Linked DNA regions of Homo sapiens: region 1 is linked to region 2. The links are chromatin loops, found by intact Hi-C in ENCODE. Cell type or tissue: endothelial cell of umbilical vein. All regions are shown on one strand. Each heading gives the region's core, and the rest is flanking DNA. Links, peaks and the distances in the headings are about the cores only. Region 1 has its middle 79 kb from the start of FBXW7-AS1. Region 2 overlaps LOC105377490 (a long non-coding RNA gene).

Evidence for each region. Peaks named below come from ENCODE experiments on the same cell type or tissue, not always from the same donor. Only the 100,000 strongest peaks of a DNase experiment are listed, where the experiment ranks them.
Region 1: it touches region 2 in a loop (3-fold over the local background); 5 of 110 quality-filtered maps call a loop at or near these places.

What each region holds. Positions count from the first base shown.
Region 1 is chr4:152,254,673-152,263,014 of GRCh38, reverse strand. No RefSeq gene overlaps it. Among named protein-coding and RNA genes, the nearest start is that of FBXW7-AS1, 79 kb to the left of the region's middle. In endothelial cell of umbilical vein, for the core only: no CTCF peak of the experiment used is centred there; DNase peaks (open chromatin) are centred at 3,744, 5,144 and 7,414; H3K27ac peaks cover 4,842 bases.
Region 2 is chr4:152,201,924-152,210,265 of GRCh38, reverse strand. LOC105377490 (a long non-coding RNA gene) reads left to right here. Exons shown (of 3, transcript NR_188450.1): 3 at 2,598-3,279. Among named protein-coding and RNA genes, the nearest start is that of LINC02273, 110 kb to the right of the region's middle. In endothelial cell of umbilical vein, for the core only: no CTCF peak of the experiment used is centred there; DNase peaks (open chromatin) are centred at 3,165 and 3,335; H3K27ac peaks cover 1,122 bases.

The sequences.
Region 1 (8,342 bases), core at 174-8,173, 53 kb before region 2:
TTGTATATTTGATGCTATGTTACTAGTTTGGGCAAGATTCAAGTGATCTCTTCCTAGTGAATTTAATATTTTTATCATTATTTAGTGACTTACTAATATTTAAAAAGCTTAAAGTTGATTTTATCTATATTAATATAAATATATATTATTTGGGGGGTTAATATTTCCATAATATGCTTTTTAAATAGGTGACTTTCAATCTTTCCACTTCTTATATTTTAGATGTCTCTTATAAATAGCATATAGCTGGATGTTAGAATTTGACAATCTGTAACTGTTAACTTTAGTCCATTTACATTTATTGTGATTGTTCATGTATTTTAACTTATTTATACCATCTTGTGCTATTTACTTGACTTTTTAATACTTTTTTCTTTGTTTCTTGTCTTTTTGAGATTGAAATTTTTTTATATAATTATAGGGAAAAGTAATTTTCCCCATTACTTTTTGGAAAAGATAAACTCGATTTTCTTTTTTTTATTGGTTACCCTTTAAAGTTTAATTGTACTTAACAAAGCCTAAAGTTACTTAGTATCTCTACTCTTTTCATAAACTTTTAGCACATTTAAGTCTGACTACCCCTCCCATCTTATATGTTATTTTTGACTGCTTTAAAAAAAATCTCTAAAATTATGCATTGTTATTGTAACTTCCTACAAGTATTCATTTAGATTTAGCTGCATATTTGCCTATTCTTAGCTTACATTTCTTCTTATTTTTTACTCCTCAGCTTTATTAAGGTATAATTGACAAATACAAATTGTATATATTTAAGGTATGCAATGTGATGTTTTGATATATGTATAAATTGTGAAATGATTACCACAATCAAGCTAATTAACATTTTCCTCACCTCACATAGTTGCCTTTGTGTATGTGTGTGTGGGGAATACTTAAGATGAGTCTTAGCAAATTTCAAGTATATAATACATCCTTTTTAACTATGGTCACCATACAGTACATTAGGGCTCCAGGACTTTTTCGAGCTTTCTTGCAACTGCAGGTTTATCCTTTTGGTCACATCTCCCCATTTCCCCCACCCTGCGGCCCCTGGTAACCATCCTTCTACTCTTTGTTTCTGTGATGTTGACTTTTTTAGATACCAAATATATGTGAGATTATACGACATTTATCTTTCTGTGTCTGGCTTAGCATTATGTCCTCCAGGTTCATCCGTGTTGTCACAAATAGCAAGATTCTTTTCTTTTTTAAGGCTGAATAACATTCCTCCTCTGTGTGTGTGTATCAATCACATCTTCTTTATCCATTTAGCTGGTGACAGACACATAGGTTTTTTTCCCATATTTTGGCTATTTTGAGTAATATTGCCATAGACATGGGAGTGTAGCTATCCCAAGCAAAGCTGCTGAACTATATGGTAGTTATATATTTAATTTTTTGAGGAAGCTACATACTGTTTTCTGTAATGGCTGTACCAATATACATTATTACCAATGGCGTGGAAGGGTTTCTCCATATTGTCACAACAGCTGTTATCTTTTGATGTTTTAAAAGACATCCTAACAGGTGTGAGCTGATATCTTATGGTGGTATTTATTTGCATTTCCCTGATGATTAGTGATGTTAAGCTTCTTTTTATATATACCTGTTGGCCATTTGTATGTCTTCTTTAGAAAAGTGTCAATTCAGATCCTTTGTTCACTGTTATCCCAGTTATTTGTGTGTGTGTGTGTGTGTGTCTGTGTGTTTGGGGTTTTTTTCTTTTCACTATTGAGTTGTATAGCTTCCTTATATATTTTGTATATTAACTTCTTTAATACATGGTTTACAAATATTTTCTTCTATTCCATAGATTGTGTTTTCAATTTGTCAATTGTTTTCTTTGTCGTGCAAAAACTTTTTAGTTTGATGTAGTTAACTTCATTTATTTTTGCTTTTGTTGCCTATGCTTTTTTTGGTCATATCCAAAAATATCATTGCCAAGACAAATGCCATAAACATTTTTCCCTATATTTCATCCTGGGAGTTTTACAGTTTCAGATCTTACGTTTAAGTCTTAGTCAATTTGGACTTTATTTGTATGTATGATGTAAGATAAGGATCAAACTATGGGTTTTTTTTTGTTTTTGTTTTTGTTTTTTTTGCTATGTAGAAAGTTGGTTTTCCCAATACCACTTATTGAAGAGACCATCCTTTACCCATTGTGCATTATTGGTGCCTTTGTTGAAGATTAGTTGACTGTATATGGATGGGTTTATTTCTGGGCTTTCTGTTCTATTCCATTGGTCTATGTATCTGTTTTTATGCCAGTACCATACTGTTTTGATTACTATAACTTTGTAACATAATTTGGAATCAGGAAGTGTGATGCTTCCAGCTTTGTTCTTCTTGCTCAAGATTTTAACTATGTAGGGTTTTCTGTGATTCCGTACAAATTTTAGGATTGTTTTTTCTATTTCTGTGAAAAATGTCACTGGAATTTTAATAGGAACTGAATTGAATCTATAGATCAATTTGGGTAATATGGGCAATTTAATTTAACAATATTAATTTTTTCAATCCATGAACATGGATATTATTCCATTTACCATGTCTTCAATTTCTTTCATCAGTGTTTTATCATTTTCAGTGTACATGTCTTTAGCCTTCTTGGTTAAATTTATTTCTAAGTATTTTATTCTTTTTGATGCTTTGGCTTATTTTTCATCTTGCATCTTAGTTTTTCCCTCTGAGATAATTTTCCTTCTTCCAAAAGAATATTTTTAAAAATTCTCTTTATCATAGTTTGTTGGTGATAAACTCTTTGAGTTTTTGTATATCTGATGGAATTTGATATATCTTGGAGTGGAGTTGGCAGGATTTTCTGATGACTGGAACAGAGGAGGATAATGAGGGAAAGAGGGCAGCCAAGAGGGTGTATAACAGAGAACTAACCCACAACAGGCATATAAGAGACATGGATAACTCAATTATGAGTAATGAGAGGTAACGTGGCTAAGTATTACTCACCTACAGTCAGTGCCTGCCAACAGATGTGCAGGCTCAAGGATCAAATCCTGAGTCCTGAAGACCTTTATAAAAAATTCCAGGCATGTTCATTCATGCAGTAACTCATACTTTGAACTTACTAAATGTACTATTCATTCATTTGTTTTTTTATTTAATTTTTTTTATTTAAACATTTTAAAGCATTGATTATGTGCTAGGTATGTTAGGTGATGAGGATATGAGATTGAGCAAATCCTTATGTGGACTCTGCCCTTGGGGATCATACAGCCTGTGGGAGGGATAAATAGTAATCAAGTACTCAAACACACAAATGTAAATTTGTGACTATGATAAGTGTGAAGAAAGACGTCTGGTGCTCTGAGAACCTAGAAGGAAAGGTTTGACTGTTGGGGAGGTCCAGGTCCAGGTAGGCTTCTCTGAGGAAGAAAATTTTGAGCTGAGAGCTGAGGGATGAAGAAGAGTAAGACTAGGCAAAAAGTGGGGGAAAGAGCTTTCCAGGATGAGGATATGGCAGGTGCAAAGGCCCTGTGGCAGGGGGAGGGGCATGGGGAAGAGAGAAAAGGGCATCACTGTGGCTAGAGTAGACAGAGGAAGGAGAGGGGTGCAGGTGGAGTCTGGAATGATAAGATTGGGGCTGACTCAGCTCCTAATGGTCCATGGCAGGGGGATTTCCTTATCCGGGGAACAATGGGAATAACTGACAGGTTTTAGATGAAGGGTGGATCCAGGTCAGCTTTGCTGTGTTTTGGAGAGAAACAATACAAGCTTCCTAGCTTTTTCTCCTGCACTTGGCTGACTCAGAGGACTGTAGAGTGACTGACTTTTTCCAAACAGCAACTCTCCGCCTTTGTGGGAGTGAAGTCCGGGCATGTCCACTCAAGGAGCCCTGCTGGAGGTGCTCACAAAACCTTCAACACAGATGAAAACGAATGGTGGGAGGCCTTCTGGGACAGGCACTGGAACTGTGGGTTTCCTCCTCTGTGCTTTAAGCCAAACTCTCAGAAATGTGTTCTAAGTGCCTCCAGGAAGCAAAGGTATAATTAATTAAGAACAGCCGAAAAGGCCTCATAAACCTTTTGATCTCATGCTGCTGGAGCCTCATCCTCCCAGGCAGGAATGAGAAGCTGCAGCAGGAGAGGGTGGGGCCAGGGCTGCTCAGCGCCTCTGCCTTCTGTGACCTTCTCTCCTGATGGGGCGTCCCCTCCACTCTATCCCCTCTGCCTCAGAGTCCTTGGAACCCTCAAGGGGGCCCAGGAGCCCCAGATGGGGCAAAGGAAGAGCAGTCAGTGAAATGCAGGAACAGGAAGGAAGGGCAGGCGGGGGGCGGGCGGGGGGCACCCTGTTGGGGGAGGGTCTGAGGAGATTTCCCGGGCTGGTTCTGGGCTTCACTCTGCATCTAACCAGCTGTGTGACCTCGGGCAGATGGCCTACCCTCTCTGCTGGCCTGTGTGTCCTCATCTGAAAATCAGAGATTTCCCAAGGGTGCCTACAGACCTGGGGATGTGGTTAGAGGTTGGGTGGCTGTGGGTAAAGATGGATTCAACTTCCTGGGGAGGATCAATCTTACTAGAAGATTTTTAGGAAACACTTATTTTTATATTAAAACAAATACTGACATTTTGACTCAGAATGCAAATTTTGCACTTAAAGAATATAATAAGCAATTTCAAAAAAATGGGTTAATGTTCTTTCCCCGACTGCTCAGGACACTTAAGTGGGAAGGTGGAACGCCACGGACGAGATGCACTCAAAGATGCCCTCCAGCTCCTTAGCATTGTGATTCTTTGGTTCTATAATGAAGATCAAGGAGAAGTAGGATTATGGAATTTGTGGACAATAAAAGGATTTAGGCAGCCCTTTTAGGTTTTAGGAAAGGATATTAATGTGGGTGGTGAGAAAATGGGGTTGGTGGGCATTCAGCTGTGCCCAGCATTCTCCCATGCTCTGCCTGTGAAACCTCCTGTTCCTCTCCCAGGAAAGCCCTTGTCTTTCCTGCCTACCTAGCTTGGCTTCTCCTTTGTGTCCCCTCCTAGGCAATGCTTTGTCACTTCCTTCTTCCTTCCTGCCCCAGCCCGCTAGAATGTTGACTTAGGCACTGCCTGCCCTCCATCTTTCCATAGAATCCCGTGCATAGCTCAAATTTTGCACTCACTGATCTGTATTGTATTACTGTTTTCTTGCCTCATCGTGTTAATCTGCTTAATCCTTCATATTGTTCAGAGAATGTGAGCAATGTATTAGCATGGTGAACAAGCCCTTCATGACATTCCCTTGCCCACCTCCCCCACTTGGTGTCTCTGAACGCTGATGCTTGGTGTGGATTTTTGGCATGCCTGCTGACTCGCAGTTCCTCAAAAGTGGCATGCTGTCTCTAGTCTCTGTTCCTGTTTCCCAGAATGCTGTTTTCTGGAATACTGTTTTATCTTTGCTCACATGAAGAATTTCGCTTTATCTTTCAAGGCTCAGCTCAGTTGCCACCCCTGGGAGAAGTGTTTCCTGGCCTCTCATGCTTTCCTCATGTAGACTTCATGCTCCTCAGGAACACCTCGACATCAGCACCTGCCTCCCTTCTAAGGTCATATGTCTGCATGTCTTCCGAGGAGCTCATGGAAAACCATGAGTATGGGCCCTGTACATAGCACAGTGTAAGCCCACACCTGTGAATAGCAGCTGCATGAATAAATGCATAGATGAGAGAAAAGAAGAGGGGGCATTAAAATCACACTACACTTCCACAAATGCCCCCTCCCCCTCCACACTAGCACAAGCACAGAGGTGTCATTCTGGGTTCTCAAGGAGGTAAATAAAGCCCCACGTAGGCATGCACTAATTCATTTCATCATTCAGTCATCTTTTACTCACTGAATGGAACACCTACTACCCATTTATTAACTTATTCAAAACTACTTGCGCTGTTGTAGCTGCTGAGAATTCAGCCTGAGAAAAACAGGCAAAGCCCCTGTCTTTAAGAACCTTATATTCTAGTGGGAAGAAACAGACAATAAAGGAAATATTTACTGCGTCAAATTTTGATCTATGTTTTGTGAAGGAAGAAAGAGCAAGGCCAGTGGTCAGATCGTGTAGGGCATTTTAGGTCATTGTAATGTGTTACTCTGCATGAGCAGAGGGGTGACTGACTTGATCTCATTTATAGTTTAAAAGGCTCACTGTGTCTGCTGTGTTGAGCGCAGCTTCTGAGCGGGAAGCGGTGGAAGCAGGAGACCCGCAGGGAGGCGGCTTCCTCCGGAGGACAGGGGATGGCATCTCACATCGGGGTGCTGGCAGTGAAGCCAGTGGAAAGTGGTAAGATTCTCAATATATTTGGAGGAACAGCCAACAGTCTTTGCTAATGGAGAGGATATAGGGTATATGAGAGAAAAAAAGACAAAGACGACTCCAAGGATTTTGTCCTGGATAACAGGGAGGATGCAGTGTCCATTCACTGACAGGGGCAGGACTCTGGGAGGGGCAGATCAGTGGGGAAGACCAGGAGTTGAGCTTGGACTATTCAGTTTGAGGTGCTCATTAGCCATGTACGTGATAGTATGGAATAGGCAGTTGGAGATATAAGTATGGAGGTTAGTGGAAGAGGTCCAAGCTGGGGATGAGAGTCTGGTGTCACTTACATGCTGGTGTGTGAGAAGGCCTTGAGACTGCTGGAAGCCACCTAGGGAGTGGTGACACAGAAGAGAAGCCACGTCCTGAGCCTTATGGCACTCCAATGGCAGGATGATGGGGAAGTAAGGAGGAACCAGCAAAGAAGACTGAGAAGCAGCAGCCAGTGATGTCGCAGAAGAAGAGAGGTCATAAGCAGGGACTGGAAAGAAGAGAAATGCCAGGATGAAGTAGGAGGGGCCCTGACAGGTATCAATAAATAAAAAGCAAAAGTAAAAGGTAAAATCACGGGGACTTGAAGTTTATGACAACTTTCTAGGAAGCTTTTCTATTTGTTTTAGGCCTATTTAGTACAATTAGCAGAGACAGCTGAGATTTTTAAAAATTTATTTTTACTCATAGAGGAAAAGAGGAAGAGAGGAATATAAAATTTATTTTTACTACTATTTATTTTACTATTTGACCATTTTTACTGCTATTTTCACTCACTCAAATATGGTTCCCCAAATAAAGTCTTTGCAGCAAAAAGAAAACTCACTTCAAAAGTATCATTCCAGGAATGTCAAATTGCCCAGAAAACCATCAGTTTGTGTATGCTGGCCAGAGGAGATCAAAGACGATCTAACAGAAGCTCCAGGGATGGTAAACAACTACCTTCAAGATTTTTTAAATGACTAAACACTGTCCAGATTTGTTATAGAAAGTGTTTGAGGTTGTGCTAGGGCCTAGCTCTCCAGAGTTCACCTCTTCTCTCTGAAGCTTCCCCCTGCTCTGGGTGGGTGAGACTTCCTGCTGGGAGTTGCCTGGGTTCTGGCCACAGACCAAAGCCTTTCTCTAAGACTGAGTCAAGTGGCACTTCCTGTCAATACTCAATCTGTCTGCAAGCTGCACGGAATGTCAACGCTCAATTCGAGCTCATCTAGACCAACACTGTCCAATACATATCATGTTGTGTATCCTGTCCAAATATACAGCTAGTGGCAAATGCAAGCCACATATGTAATTTAAAATTTCCAGTAGCCACATTTTAAAAAGTAAAAGATGATACAGGGTACAGGAGGGAGAAATTAGAATTATTTTTATTATTATTGCTTCTCGGCCTTTTGGCTAAGATCAATTGTAGAATTATTTTTATTAGAAGGTACTCACACCACCTGTGAAGTGATATAGTGCTATTTGAAAATGGATTTGGATTAGTTGTAAATGTATATTGCAAATTCTAGGCAACCATTAAAAAAAGTAAAAAATAAAAAGGTAAAAAGGAAAAAGTAAAAAGAACCACTAAAAAAGGAGAGAAAATGGAATCATATAAAATGTTCAACTTAAATGAAAAAAAGGCAGAAAAGATTGGAAGGCAAAAATAGGAAAAAAAAAACTAAGGGCAACAAATAGAAAACAGTAACAAATATGGAACATATTAACCCAACTATATCAATAATCACTTTGAATGTCAACCATCTAAATAAACCAATTAAAGGACAGAGATGGTCAGAGTCAATCAAAAAACAAGACCCAACAATATATTGTCTACAAAAAACCCACTTTAAATATAAAGACAAATCAGTTAAAAATAAATGGATGGAGAAAAATATATCATGTTACCACTAATCAAAAGAGCATAAATAGCTATGCTCATTTCAGACAGAGCACACTTCAAAGTAAGAAAAGTTATCAGGGATAAAGAAGGGCAATGATAAAGAGGCCAATTCTCCAGGAAGATACAATAATCTTTAATGTATATGTAACAGAGTGTCAAG
Region 2 (8,342 bases), core at 36-8,035:
AGTTAATCCACCACAGCAGAGTCTCTTTGGAATTTTTAGCTGATTGTCAGCCGGTCTATGTAAAATGTATTTGAATTGACCTCTGGCTGATAGGATCGACTAAATATCTTCATAACTTCATAATAGGTCCATTCTTCCATGATTCAGAGTACAAAGCCAGGGCCCAGGCAAGTCACTGACTGAATAATATGTAGACAGAGACCTTGTTTATTAACTCATTTTTCTACTCCGTGTAATGATGCCTAGCACACAGGGAGCATTAGACATGTATTTGTAAAGTTGAAGAGGAACTCCCAGGAGATCTGGGTTCTAGTTTCAGTTCCACTACAGATTAGTAAAACTAGTTAGTAGATGTTGGGGTTAGGCTTATTATTAACCACTTTGCCCCTCAATTGCTGCATACAAATTACCCGCTTAGGAACTCTTGGCAATCCAATGAAATAACTCCTGAAGCTCTGTGATTTCCACAGAAGAATTGTGTTCTAGGTTCTTAAGGTATTAACTTTCAAGAAAGAATAAAAAAATATTGACACTCTTTCTTATTTTGAAAGCTACGGAATTTAATTCCAGGATATTGTGCACGGCAAACAGGTGACCTCTTAGATGTTTCAGCTTCCCCCGCCCCATTTTGACATAGACTGCAGATGAAATTTTCATGTAGGATCCCTTCCCATGAGCGACCTTATATGGGAATTACGGGCTATGACAAGGATGAGAGAGGCTGTGGGATTCTGTACCATTCCTAGTCCACTAATATAACCCTACCCTTCTCTCTCACTTAAGAAAACACATTAGTTAAGACATATTTCAAAACTACCACAATAAAACTGTGGGGTAGTGGTGCAGGAATAGACAAACTAACCAAAAAATGGAATATGCACCTGGACACCCAATCATGTATCCATGGGAAACTGGTATATAATAGAGCCATTTCCCAAATCCGTGGGAGGAAGCTGGATCACTTAGTGAATAGTGTTGGGATAAATGACTCACTATGGAAAAAACCAAAGCTGGATGCCTACCTCTCCATATAGACAAAAATAAATTTCAAATGGACTAAGGACCCAAGTATGAAGGGAAAAGACACAATTCTTACAGAAGAGTCTATAGGCATCTATCTTTGTGGCTTTGTAGTTTTCTGCACATTTCTTAATCAATACCCAAACAACATAAACCATAAGGGGAAAATTGATGGGTCTGACTATCTAAAAAATTAAAGATTTCGGTTCAAAACAGTTAACCTGCCTCCAATGGCATGGAGAAAGATGTTCACAGTGTCTAAAATCGATAAGGAATTGATGACCCAAGGAACTCCTGCAGATTGGCAAAAAAAGGATTGGAAACTCACATAAGAGCTACACAGGCAAAGGATATGGGCAGTTTGTAGAAGGAGAAACCCAAATTGCTATTAAGCATGTGAAGAGATACCCACTTCACTGGTAATCAGAGAAATGCAAAGTTAAATTATAACACGATCCACTTTAAAATAATTAGATTGACAGAAATTGGAAACCTTATTAATATCAAGTGCTGAAAGGGATGTGGGGAAAAGAGAGCCCTCTGACACTGCTGGTGGGAGTGTAATATCCTATGCTTCGGCAATCCCACTCCTAGTGCAGCCCCCAGAGACAGACGTGCACAGATCTGTGAGGGGACATCTCCGTGGGTGGTCCTTGCAGCACGATCTATGCGTGTGTGTGTATATGTGTGTGTGTGTGTGTGTGGTAGAGTCAACCAAGGTGTTCATCCCTAGGGCAATGGAGGAAGCAACTGTGCTGGATGCAAGGCAGTCAGCAATAATGATTAGATTTCAATATAACAGCAAGGAGATATTCCAAAAAACAGAGCTGGATGAAAAAAGTAACAGAGAGAATGAGATTTATAGCCCATTGCCTTTTGTAAATTAGATATTAAACATGCACACACAAAGTAATATTATATATTATTCAAGGATGTCCGTATATCTACATAAAGATAGGAGTAAGGGTATCTGGAGGAGGGGGAATGAGAGTGGGATGAGCGAGTTGGAGGGAAAACAACAACGGCACTTTTGAAGGGCATTTGATGAATCCATGAGTGTACCATGCACTAAAGAGTAGAATTAATTCAACTCTGTGGATCTGTGGTCCAAAAGACAGGAAAAAGAAAGTAAAATTAAATTGGAATGTGGGTGAATGAGAGGTATCCTCATGGTAATAACCCTGAAATATTGCTTATAGTCTGTGTAATAAATCATTGATAAATTTCAATTATCCATTATTTGTAATAGTTTACTTGCAACACTTCCCAGCTGTCAGGACCCCTGGGGCTGAGAGCCCTAATGGGAGCTGTTTGTGTTCATAGTTCTTTGCCTGACATAATGCTACAGAGGTGAACTTAGCCACAGAAACTAAAAGAGGCAGCCTCAATATTCAAGGAGCAATTGGGAGAAAGACTTGGAAAGGGTTTGCAATTACTGTTCCATAAAGACCTAGTCTGAATACCTCTTTATCCATATTTTATTTCCTCCATCTAATATTTAAAGTCTTCCCCTTATATTTGTTGAATGAAAAGCAGAAATCTAAATAGCTCTAACATTATTTCCCTAATTCCCACAGCCTGCACTGCTCAGATGTCAGTCTCTAAATTCCTAACACAAATGAACAGAAGACAAAATCATTTGCAGGATTCTGAAATGAAGTTTTTCAGCGGAACACAGAGAAACAGTTAAATTTTGCAAAGCTGTGAAACTGGAGAGGGGGCTGTCCTCCAAATCTACCAACCAGAGACCTGGAAGGAATTACTTGCATGAGATTCATTTCTCTCTGTCTTTCTCTTTCTCCCCTCTCCCCACCTATCTGCACCAAACTCACCTGCCAATTTCATCAGCGATACTTGAATGGATTTTCTAACCTGTTCCACTCCAAATTGATCAGTTAATTAAGTTGATCTCTACAAGACTGTTAAAGAACCAGGTCTTTTTCCTTTCATGTTATGCAGTTCCAAGTAAACTCCCTTTACTCTGGTATCCTTATCAGAGGCAGACATCACAGGAAGTGGAGCATTCCTTATGAATATCTTAATCTACACACAAATAGATTTTTTTCAATGTGAATTTGGATTTCTAAAAGCACGCTTACTGCAAGTACATTTTGCAGCCTCTTGTTTCCAGATCAGAATTGAGTGATTTTCTATTATTTATTTATTTATTATTTGTCACTTTAAAATATGCAATTCTTGGGATCATGCAGAATTGCTGTATATTTGCTTTGAAGATTAGAATAAAACTGGTAGATAATGTGGATGTCTCTTGTGATCAATGGCTGTGAGGCAATGTGTGTGGCTTTGGCCGCCGAGTCTCCAAGTGAGGTCACTCCTCGGATCTGAATGTGTGTGCGCATTGTTGATAACTGGAATTAGTTTAGGAGGAAGTGAGACCGGCGTCCTGGGTATTAACACCCTCTGAGGGGTTTCCAACCACTTGCAGGCCATTATCTCATTAGTTCTCAAAATACCCCATTGAGGAGGAAAGGAAGGAAGACCCTAATGGAGTAATGAAATGGTAGAAAGCACTTTGCTAATGTAGCCATCACTTCCTCCTCCCCTGCCCCTAATCCCTAAGCCCGGATGCAGAAACTGAGGCAGAGGGAGCTGAAATTGCTGACCCGAGACCCCTGGAGAGTCAGCAGCAAAAGGAAGACCGGGATGCTGCTCCTCAGCATGCTGATGGAACTTTTTTTTTTTTTTAAAGAAATGCTTAAATAAGGGCTAAATCGCTCACTTAAGATAACAGCAACCTTTTATTTCTAAACCAACACGGGGTGTGGATAGCTGGGAAGTCAAAAATGTGCTAAGAAGAGGGGTAGGCACTGGGCCAAGATAAAGCTGTCGACAGGCTCTCAGAAGTGGCCACTTTGGGGTGCAGCTGGGCTCTTCTGCCGATTCAGTACTTTGCTGATAAGTACAGTTCAATTTGGTTCACATCTTTATAGACACACACATGACACATATTAAACTGACCTCGTCTGCTCTAATTCCTCAGGTGTTTCACCAAGGCCTTTGAGGCTATTTTCTTTAAGAAAATAGCCTTGATAAAGACTTTCGTTTTCAAAGAAGATGGTTTGGTTTAAGTTTCTTCCCTGCTTTAAAATGATGAGCCTACATCTCCTTGGAAAGTGCTTTGAGAGTCATCTAACAGAACACTTCTATTTGTTTTCTTTTTTTATTCAAGGGCTTTATTTTACGGCTCGCAGTCACCATCAGTACACCGTGCGGGCCCTGGGCTCCTCTCCGAGGTCCCCTGGGTTCCTCTGCTCTGTTTTCATGGTCTTTAAGCTTCCTCCTCTAGGATCTAGGAAATCTTTTTTCTTTGGGGAAGTGGGGACTAAGGTAGAAATGGCTGGTAAGACATAGGTCAAAGGAATAAATCTTTCATTGTGGAATTGCAGGCATGTGGGATAATTTGTGAGAAGAGGGAGTTTTATGACACTCCACCAGGCAGCCTACTTGGAAAGGTCAACCCCACCAGGAAAAAGATAGCATCATTCTTGAAAAACCCAGATGCTATTGTTTCCCCTGAGAGTCAGCCTACTCAACACTTCTTAAAAGTCGAGAATGTGAATGAATACATGGGATTCATTCATTCGTTCATTCATTTATTCAACAGACACCAAAAATGAATAAGTAATAGCCCCTTATATCAGGGAACTCACAGACATATAAACAAATTATTGAAGGGCAGTGTAGTCATAAGAAGGATAATAGAGGGAGATTTAGAAAGCCAGGATTTCTGGCATAAAAGTGGAAGTATTCAATGAATTTACAGACAATCAAAATTCAAGAAGACATTTATAGGCCCTAGGTCCTAGGTGAAACTGGCAGGGAAATATTTAATGGAGATAAATATATGATCCAGCAAAGGTATAAAAAGACCAATGGATAATACTTAATGGAGATAAATACAGGATCCAGCATAGGTGTAAAAATACCCATGGGATAATAACAAGATTGGAGATACCGCCATATGATGTGGTTGGCAAGGACATAGACTAGTGGGTCAAGTCCAATCATGGCCCCACCATTACTTCTTCCATGACTGTGGAAAATTTTCTTCACCTCTCTGTGCTTCAGTGTCCTCATCTATAAAATGGAAGCAATAATAGGTCCTACCCAAAAGCATTGTTGGAGGGATTAAGTGAAATGATACCTTTCAAGTTCTTAGAAAATTGCCTGGCAAAAACATCAGCACTCAGTAAGATCTAACAAGGATTATTATTACTCACAAAGGGTTCTTTTAGAAAAGAAAAAAGAAAGATCCCAGACTTTTAATTTATAGCTTGCCCAGCTGCAGTCAGCAGTTCTCTGATAAGCTCATTGGGTTGTACGCTGGTCTCCCAAAAGGGCAGGAGGCAGCATGCAACTCACTACTTTATACACCGTATTCTGTCCAAAAGAAAAAGGTGTCATCCTGGGGTTTTCTATAGGCAAGAAGAGAAAATCTGGATACGGTTGGACACCTACTTAAGCCATTAGGGAGGCAAATATCAATAGGGCCAGAGACAAAACAGGCCCACTGTGCACTTCTGTGGTATGTGACCCTACAAGAGAGAAACTTTCTTGATAGTGAAAAGCTCTCAGAAATGAACTCAGTCTCTGCAACCACGACAGTCTCCGAGAAGGGAGGAAATTTGGAAGTATTTAAAGAAGCCAAAGTAGCTGTGATGGACTTAATGAGCTCAGGTTTCACAAAGACTTTTGCAGAGAAAAAACACACAACCAAGAATGATTACAAGAGGTATATCGGGAAGGTGAAAGTCTAAAATGAGCTGAGGCATGCAAAAAACTTCTAAAGACAACAAAAAGGACTTAATGAGGTTCCAGACAAGAAGCTCAGGGAAGACAGCGGCAGATCTAGAGCTTGGAATTGATGGTGAAACTGTAGCTGGGCAGTCTGGAGAGGGCAGAACTCTGCAAGACTTCCTTTTGTCTGTTTTCTCCAACAGGGAGAATGGTAGAACAGAATGCAAAGAAAGAATGAGCTCTGGCCAGTGACATGGAAGCCAGTGAGCTTTGTTCTTTTTGAGACAGAGTCTCACCCAGGCTGGAGTGCAGTGGTGCGATCTTGGCTCACTGCAACCTCTGCCTCCTGGATTCAAGCAATTCTCCTGCCTCAGCCCGCCAAGTGGCTGCGATTACATGCACATGCCACCATGCCTGGCTAGTTTTTGTATTTTTAGTAGAAGATAGGGTTTCGCCATGTTGGCCATGCTGGTCTCAAACTCCTGACCTTGTGATCCGCCCACCTCACCCTCCCAAAGTGCTGGGATTACAGGCATGAGCCACCGTGCCCAGCCCGCCAGTGAGCTTTTAAGAAGCATGTGGCTGCTCTTAATGAGTTCAGATCTCTGGAATAAATTAATGATGTTGCAAGGTACTGAGGCAATTCGCAAATCAGATTCTCAGTCATTGCTTCTTGAAATTTAAAGAATCTTAGGGAAATGAAGATGTGCTGGGAAAAAAAATGCCCATGAGCACATCTCACCATTTTTCGAGATGGAAAACCAGTTCATTTTACAGACTACAGATAGTTAAGCATGTTGTCCAGCTTGCACAGGAATTGATCTTGGAAGGGTTAATTGTTGAGCACTTTGTGGAGAATGTGGGGACCATGAGCACATGGCACAGGCTGACAAGGAACAGGTCGCACCAGGCTGATCTCAATTCTTCTCTTCTTCCTCTTTCTTTTTCGTTGGTGCTCTTGGGACCAGAGTCCTGAGAGGTCAACTGAATTGTGTGTTTGGATTCCTTCCTTCCCTTCCTTCCTTCCTTCCTTCTCCTTTGTTTTTCTTTCTTTTCTTCTTTTTTATTTATTTCTTTTCTTTCTTTCTTGACAGGGTCTTGCTCTGTTGCCCAGGCTGGGGTTCAGTGGCATGATTACAGCTCACCGTGCCTTAAACTTCTGGGCCCAAGCAATCCTCCAAACTCAGCCTCCCAAGAAGCTGATATTACAGGTATACGCCACCATGCTTGGCTAATTTTTTTCTACTTGTAGAGACAGGGTCTCCTTATGTTGCCCAGGCCGGTCTTGAACTCTTGGGCTCAAGTGATCCTCCTGACTCAGCCTCCCAGGGGTTACAGGCATGAGCCATCGCGCCCAGCCTTGTGTTTGGATTTCAACAAAGCATTTGATAGTTCTCTCAGGATGTTGTTGAAGGTAAGAAAAATAAAAATAGGATGGTTCCCAAGTAATTAAAAAACTTGGGAACTGCTTGAGTGGCTGTACTTAATGGTTGTGATCATGGAAACTCTCAGCCCACAGGGGTGTTTCTAGTGGTGAAAAAAGCTTTTTTTCCCCCTGGTCCAGTCACATATTTTGCTGTTGTTGCTGTTCATGATTACTACTTATTACATGCCCACTACGTGTCAGACAAGATGTGATATATACGTATATAATATCATTTAATTGAATTTTTATAAAACTGTGGGATAGATATTATGTTATAGAAAGGTTAAATAACTTTCCTGAAGGTACACTGAGATGAAGGCAGAGACTGGGGATTTGAGCCCTAGAACCCAAAGTCATTGCTCTTTCCTTTATACCAAAGGCTCAAAAGCTGAATTGGCGGGAGGAGTGGTGAACAAGGGAAATGAGATCATCAGGACCCAAAATGATATCATCAGGGGCATACACTGAATCCAAACAAGAAGCAATTTAACTGGGAAATTTTAACTTCGTGCCCCACAGTGTTCCCGTGTAAGTACAGGATGGAATAGACATGGTTTATTATGTGAACAAGACTTAGTTGACAGGAATCTGAATCTAGGACAATAGTGTTCTGTGGCAGCCAAAAAACAAAACAAAACAAAAACTCCAACTAATTAGATTTTAGTCCACCTTGAGAGCATAGCACAGCTACAATGAGATTTGGACAAAGAAAACAGAAAAAGGTCTATGTCTGCTGTTTGGGGCCATTAGTGTAATGTTGATGGATTAAAGAGAGAAGGCAGAATTCCTCACCCCAATTTTTTGTCTGTCTTTATTTTCAGAAAAACACTAGGACTACAAAATGTACACCAACTGCTGGTGAGAGAGAAATGTGGGGTTAGAGAATGCTGTTAGCTGCTATTTCCCAGAACTACTCTTCGATAGGGCTGTAGAGAGAGTTCCAGGGGAAAGCAACCAACAACCACATCATATGCAAACAAGGGAAGGAGCCAGGGGTTTTGGGCTGGGAGGAGAAGGCTTTAGAGACCATCTCAACTGGTCTTCTCACACTGAAAGGTCCATCAAAAGTACAAGTCTGCTAATTCTCCAGAACACTGGCTTTCAAAGCTGCTTGGCTGTTACCTACAGTAAGAATTAT